2 separate regions of the Homo sapiens genome follow, and region 2 is linked to region 1. A link is a loop called in an ENCODE intact Hi-C map of the cell type or tissue named here. Cell type or tissue: Calu3. All regions are shown on one strand. Each heading gives the region's core, and the rest is flanking DNA. Links, peaks and the distances in the headings are about the cores only. Region 1 overlaps IFT122 (intraflagellar transport 122). Region 2 overlaps ALG1L2 (ALG1 chitobiosyldiphosphodolichol beta-mannosyltransferase like 2).

Region 1 (2,903 bases), core at 312-2,811:
GAGCAGCATGTCAGATTCTGGCTGTCACTCTTATTAGCTGTTCTCTGTGGGAAGCACCTGACTAGTAGCCTGGCACATCACAGGCACTCCGTAAATGGCGGCTTTTATTATCGGTGTAGTCACTGGCCATGATGCTGCACACAATGCTGCTTTTCTTAGCATCTGCCAACTAAGGTGGGAGAGATGGTCAAGGTCTCTGATTCTGACAGCAATGTGGGCACTTCCCACGTACCTTCATGGCGGGATTCATGGACTTGATTCGTTGTGTCCTTTCCTGGCCTAGTCTATGAAAGCTAGAGAGATGGCTGAAAACATCTGACCCCTCTCTGCACATAAGGAAAAGCCCAGGTATGTTCCTGAGCTGTGTTTCCATCTAGAACCTCAGATGGAGGAAGGAATGGCTTCCAACCTCCACTCCCCTACCCCTTCCCTCTTTATCTCCCCACAGTCAATTAATGAGCTGCTCATTTTGTCCATATTCCCGGGCTGACATTGAAGGAGTGGCAAAGAGGGACGTGATGCCCGCCTTGGGTTAGATCAAGACTTGTAGGCATGAAGAGAGGAGACTGGACCAGACCAGGACTAAGAAGCCTGGCTGAGAACGAGCTGTGTCACATAAGGGGCTCTGGGACCTCAGGCCAGCCACTTTCCTTGGAGCCCCAGTCCTCCCAGTTCTGAAATGGGGGTGGTGAGAATGCCCGCTGCAGTCATGAGGCTTAACTGAGATGTTGTAAAGGGGAATTTAAATCAGGGATGGTTGTGCAGATGCTAGCCATTACTAAACAAGGGAAGTGATCGTTGTGTAACAATGATCTAGATTATATTTTTAGATGTCCTCAGTGTAGGAAAGTGGAGATGGAGGAGGCTGTAAGAATTCAGAGGAGGGGCCAGGCGCGGTGGCTCACGCCTGTAAATCCTAGCACTTTGGGAGGCCGAGGTGTGCGGATCACAAGGTCAGGAGATCGAGACCATCCTGGCTAACACGGTGAAACCCCGTCTCTACTAAAAATACAAAAAATTAGCCGGGCATGGTGGCAGGCGCCTGTAGTCCCAGCTACTCCGGAGGCTGAGGCAGGAGAATGGCGTGAACCTGGGAGGCGGAGCGTGCAGTGAGCCGAGATGGTGCCACTGCACTCCAGCCTGGGCCATAGAGCAAGACTCTGACTTAAAAAAAAAAAAAAAAAAGAATTCAGAGGAGGGAGGAGGCATCTCTATGGAGGGAGCTTCCCTCTCCTGCCCCACCCAGAAATGCCAGCAGGGAGGGAGACGACAAATCCCTAGAATAGAAAGGATTGTAAAAAGCCACAAGGTTTAATATGAGTGTTTACTGATATTTTTATAAATATATATATTTTTATATATTTGTTTAAATATTGAGACGGGGACTCACTGTGTTGCCCAGGCAGGTCTTGAACTCCTGGGCTCAAGCAGTCTTCTTGCCTCAGCCTCCCAAAGTGCTGGGATTACAGGTATAAACCACCACACCCAGCCAGATTTACTATAGTTGAAAAGTAAGTGTATGTGGTATATATCTATTGTGTACAACATGCTGTTTTGAAAAAGCCACATGATATTGAAGATAGGCTGGATGTTACTATTTCATCTAAATCCCGAGTACCCCACCTCTTTACTCTGTGCCAGGCACTCAGGCTCACCAGCTTGGATATAGTGGTTCCTAGAGATGGACAGCCATCCCCACTAGATGGCAGAGAAGAGCTGCTGAGCTCCCGCCAGACCCTGAGCAGAGCTGCAGGTTCCTCCCTATTCCCAGGCTTCCCTCTGCTGAGCTCATTCAGGGGCCTTGTGACTCTGACCAGGCACCCTGACGCTGCAAAATGTGTCAGGTTGAAGGAACTCGGAAACAGATTTATTAATGGGCAAATCCTAGACACTAGCACAGCTGAGCTACAGCTAGAAAGACCCTTGAGAGGGTGTCAGTAGCAGGCCCCTTTCCACAAAGAAGATGGTTGGAGCCCAGAAGCAGAGAAGTAGGCTCAGAGCGAGGACTCAGACCTCGAATGCTCCTTTCCCTCTTGGCCACTGTGCTGGGCTTTGCAGGGTTGCCCTCTCAAGGCGCTTTAAGGAAACCCAGATCTAGAGGGTGATGTGTAAGACCTACAGCTTGGGACACAGGTAGTCTTAGCCCTGTGTTCCTTGGCCCATGTGATGCCCGCATTGCCCTTTTCTACGAATTCCTCTTCACAAACACTTGTTTGCCAGGTTCTGACTCTGATGCCTCCCTTAACGCTGCCTCCCACCCCTGCTCATGCTCAGACCATTCATCCGTGTTCTCCAGGCATGTGGTTCGTAGTTGGAGAGCTCTTAGCTCTGGGAGGTGTCATGATCTGTTTAATTGACCAGCTTTCCCTGTTAGAATGTGGACCTCTGAATTGTGGAGGGGGACAGGGGCCGAGACATGTTTCTCCCTGGGTCCTCAGTCTCTTGACAGGAAGCCTGGTCCTGTGGGATGAAAAGATAAAGTTGCATTGTGGTCACCTGCAAGGCAGGCCGGGGACTTGCTCATCTCCCGAGGTCTTTTCAGGAGGGAGGATGCCATGCTGCTGAGCAGAGGCTGCAAGTGGTCAGGATTGCTCTGCGTGTTCAGTTCAAAGGGCTCTGGAGCTGCTGCCTCCTCTAGGCACAGGTCAGCCCATTTTGAATGGGGCAATAAATGGTGACAGCAAAGCCACCTGAAAGCAGCCTGACCTGGTGGCTTGTGCTCCTCCAAACCCTGGGCAGAATCTGAAAGCAGCAAAACTAGCTTAGCTAACACCAGTCTGCTTGTTCCTCAGAAACTTCTAGAGGTCCATGAGTTAAAGTCTCTGGCTTTACTGTGAGTTCAAGGCAAGGGCTGCAATTTTAGGGTTTACATAAAGAGTTTGCCTTCCACAGACTTGGTGGGA
Region 2 (2,903 bases), core at 166-2,665, 610 kb after region 1:
TAGTGTCTTCTCCAGGAAACTCTCGGGCTCCTTTTGTTCTCTCTGCAGTTTACATGAGCTGGTGAAACATGAAGAAAACCGCCTGGTCTTTGAGGACTCAGAGGAACTGGCAGCTCAGCTGCAGGTAGCCATGTCTGCCACCACGCCAGGGTGGACAGGGTTCTGGAGACTGGCACCGAGCCATGCTCCCTGATCCCTGTTTCACACAGCCAGGGTGGGACCATGCGGGGTCTGGCGGAAAAGCTAGGGAGGGAGCAGAAGTCACAGAGGCTGGCCTACTCTGCTGTCCCATTTCGGTACAGTAGGCTCGGTAAAGTTAGGACACAACCCCACCTGCCCTCTAGATTTATGGAGCTGAGACTCCACAAATGATGCTGGAGCCGGGTGGGCCAGGCTGCAGTTTAGGAAGTGATCAGGATCAGGTAGTGCGTGGGCTAAGGGAACTTCTGGGACCAGCCTTGAAAGATGGGTGGAATTCTGCAAAGGTTACTTGTTTCTTATTGCAAAAAGTAATACATCATTCTTGTCAACAGAATGATTGGGAGGATTTTCAGTAAAGGTCCAGGTCAGAAGTCATTTAGACTGGGTCCCCCAGTCTCTGTCAGAACCATGGTACTCTGTTGTGGTGTGAAAGTAGCCACAGATCATCTGTAGATTAAGGGGTGTGGCTTTGTTCCAATAAAGCTTTATTTACAAACACAGGCTGTGGGCTGGATTTGGCCTGCAGGCTGTAGTTTGTGATCCTTGATTCAGACAGTTTAGCAAGGCTGAAAAGAACACCCCCTTGTTACCCACAGATGGGTGGGACTGTGTTGGCCAGAGGCCGAGAGGAGGGTGCTCACAGGGGAACGTACATCATGTAGAGGCCGGAAGGTGCTCCAGGGCACCAAGTGTGGGAAAGTGGGACATACGGGGAAGTTTCCAGAAAGCATGTCAAGATGGAGGCGGAGCGCTGCTGGGGTGTGAAGGGTCTCAAGTCCAAGTGAGGGAGCTAGGGACTTGGGAGGGGTTGTTGTTGGGTCGGGGAGCTGGGGTCATCCAGGTGGTGACCTGGGATGGGGTGGGGACAGGCAATGAGGTAAGCTCTGCTCTTCAGTATTTTGCAGATGCTTTTCTCAAACTTTCCTGATCCTGAAGGCAAGCTAAACCAGTTCCGGAAGAACCTGCGGGAGTCGCAGCAGCTCTGATGGGATGAGAGCTGGGTGCAGACTGTGCTCCCTTTGGTTATGGACACATAACTCCTGGGCCAGAGGCTAAAACCCCAGGGCCCCTGCTGTCCTTCCCGCAGCTTCTTCTTGGAGTCTCAGGGCAAACCCTTTCAAGCAGCGCCTCCCAGTGGCCAGAAGCTGAAATGACGGCAGTGGTGCCACCTGGTGAATGACCCGGGAAGCTGTGGTTGGCCCTGATTTCTTCTTTGGAGTCTCAGAAATGCTTCCTGTCTTCTTCTGTTCTTCACGCCCCATGTCCCTGCTAGCGTATTACTGTTCTGTGACTTCCCTGTGACCTCTGCAGTACTCCTCATCCTGCATTTGGTCTCCAGGTGTCACCTTTCTGCCATGTTCCTAACACTTTGATTCCTGTCTTGAGAAAAGCACCTGCTGCACCACAAGCCCAGGGATGTGGCAGCTGCAGCGGGCTTGGCTTTGTGAGGAACCGAGTGTGTCCAGGGATGTGGCAGCTGCCGCGGGCTTGGCTTTGTGAGGAACCGAATGTGTCCAGGGATGTGGCAGCTGCAGCGAGCTTGGCTTTGTGAGGAACCGAGTGTGTCCAGGGATGTGGCAGCTGCAGCGGGCTTGGCTTTGTGAGGAACCGAGTGTGTCCACGTTGGGGGAACGTCATACTTGATACACACGTTTTTATTTGCACAAAGAAAATGCTATTTTTGGAGCCAGAATTTTCATGTCTGATTTATGGTGATTTTCTTAAGAACCAGAACTGCTGGCAGAAAGGGGGCACCCACATGCTTAGATAGCCGATGTCTTATTAGAGGGCAGATTGTGGTTCCTGATTTGGAATTTAACATTCTCCAAACATTCCAGTCCAATGAAAGTTTTATCCGCTTTCCCATATAAAAATTCTTCCCACGAGAGTGATTTGATTCTAACAATCCCGTTGGAGTCGTGTATGAGTCCTACAGTGTGAGGTTCAGCATTGCCATCTCCAAGTGCTCTCCATAGGGAAACAGTTTCTGGTCATGATGAGCTTCCGCTTCCCATCTGATCCCAGCCCAGCCTGGAAACAGAGCACGTGTTTGAGGATGGCGGTGTTTGGGGACAGGACATGAGCGTATTGTGTGGGGCTGCTAGGACAGGCCTGGCGGGGTGGGGAGTGTCTAAGTCAGTTTACTTGGTTCACAGGTTCCCAGGCCCACCCAAGTACCTAGAATTGGCCTCCAGGAAGGGACCAGAAATCTGGTTTTACATAGAAATGGCTAGCAGCAGGCACCATGCAGCTGTCCACTCTCTGCCCGAGTCTGCCCCAGCACGTGGCACAGCAGGACAGAAGCAGAGATCTGAACCCACATCTACCTGGCTGTTCCATCAACCCACTCTTCACAAAGCTTAGAAAGTGGCCGGGCACAGTGTCTCATGCCTGTAATCCCAACACTTTGGGAGGCCAACGCCGGTGGATCACTTGAGGTCAGGTGTTCGAGACCAGCCTGGCCAACATGGTGAAACCCCATCTCTACAAAAATACAAAAATTAGCCAGGCACGATGGTGGGTGCCTGTAATCCCAGCTACTTGGGAGGCTGAGGCGGGAGAATTGCTTGAACCCAGGATGCGGAGGTTGCAGTGAGCCGAGATTGTGCCACTGCACTCCAGCCTGAGTGATAGAGTGAGACTCCATCTCAAAACACACACACACACACACACACACACACACACACACACACACACACACA

What was found. Hi-C counts contacts between places; a loop is a spot of excess contacts. Peaks named below come from ENCODE experiments on the same cell type or tissue, not always from the same donor. Only the 100,000 strongest peaks of a DNase experiment are listed, where the experiment ranks them.
Region 2: it touches region 1 in a loop (6-fold over the local background); 4 of 110 quality-filtered maps call a loop at or near these places.

The regions. Positions count from the first base shown.
Region 1 is chr3:129,488,672-129,491,574 of GRCh38, forward strand. The region is part of intron 16 of IFT122 (intraflagellar transport 122); the gene reads left to right. Among named protein-coding and RNA genes, the nearest start is that of RHO, 39 kb to the right of the region's middle. RefSeq lists silencers at 1,007-1,215, 1,622-1,691 and an enhancer at 1,615-1,909. In Calu3, for the core only: a CTCF peak has its summit at 1,722 (motif pointing right); a DNase peak (open chromatin) is centred at 1,740.
Region 2 is chr3:130,097,127-130,100,029 of GRCh38, forward strand. It overlaps ALG1L2 (ALG1 chitobiosyldiphosphodolichol beta-mannosyltransferase like 2), which reads left to right. Exons shown (of 8, transcript NM_001136152.1): 7 at 49-124; 8 at 1,097-1,264. The coding sequence ends at 1,129. It also overlaps the pseudogene FAM86HP. Among named protein-coding and RNA genes, the nearest start is that of LINC02014, 4.3 kb to the left of the region's middle. RefSeq lists enhancers at 1-476, 2,140-2,903. In Calu3, for the core only: a CTCF peak has its summit at 1,408 (motif pointing left); a DNase peak (open chromatin) is centred at 1,375.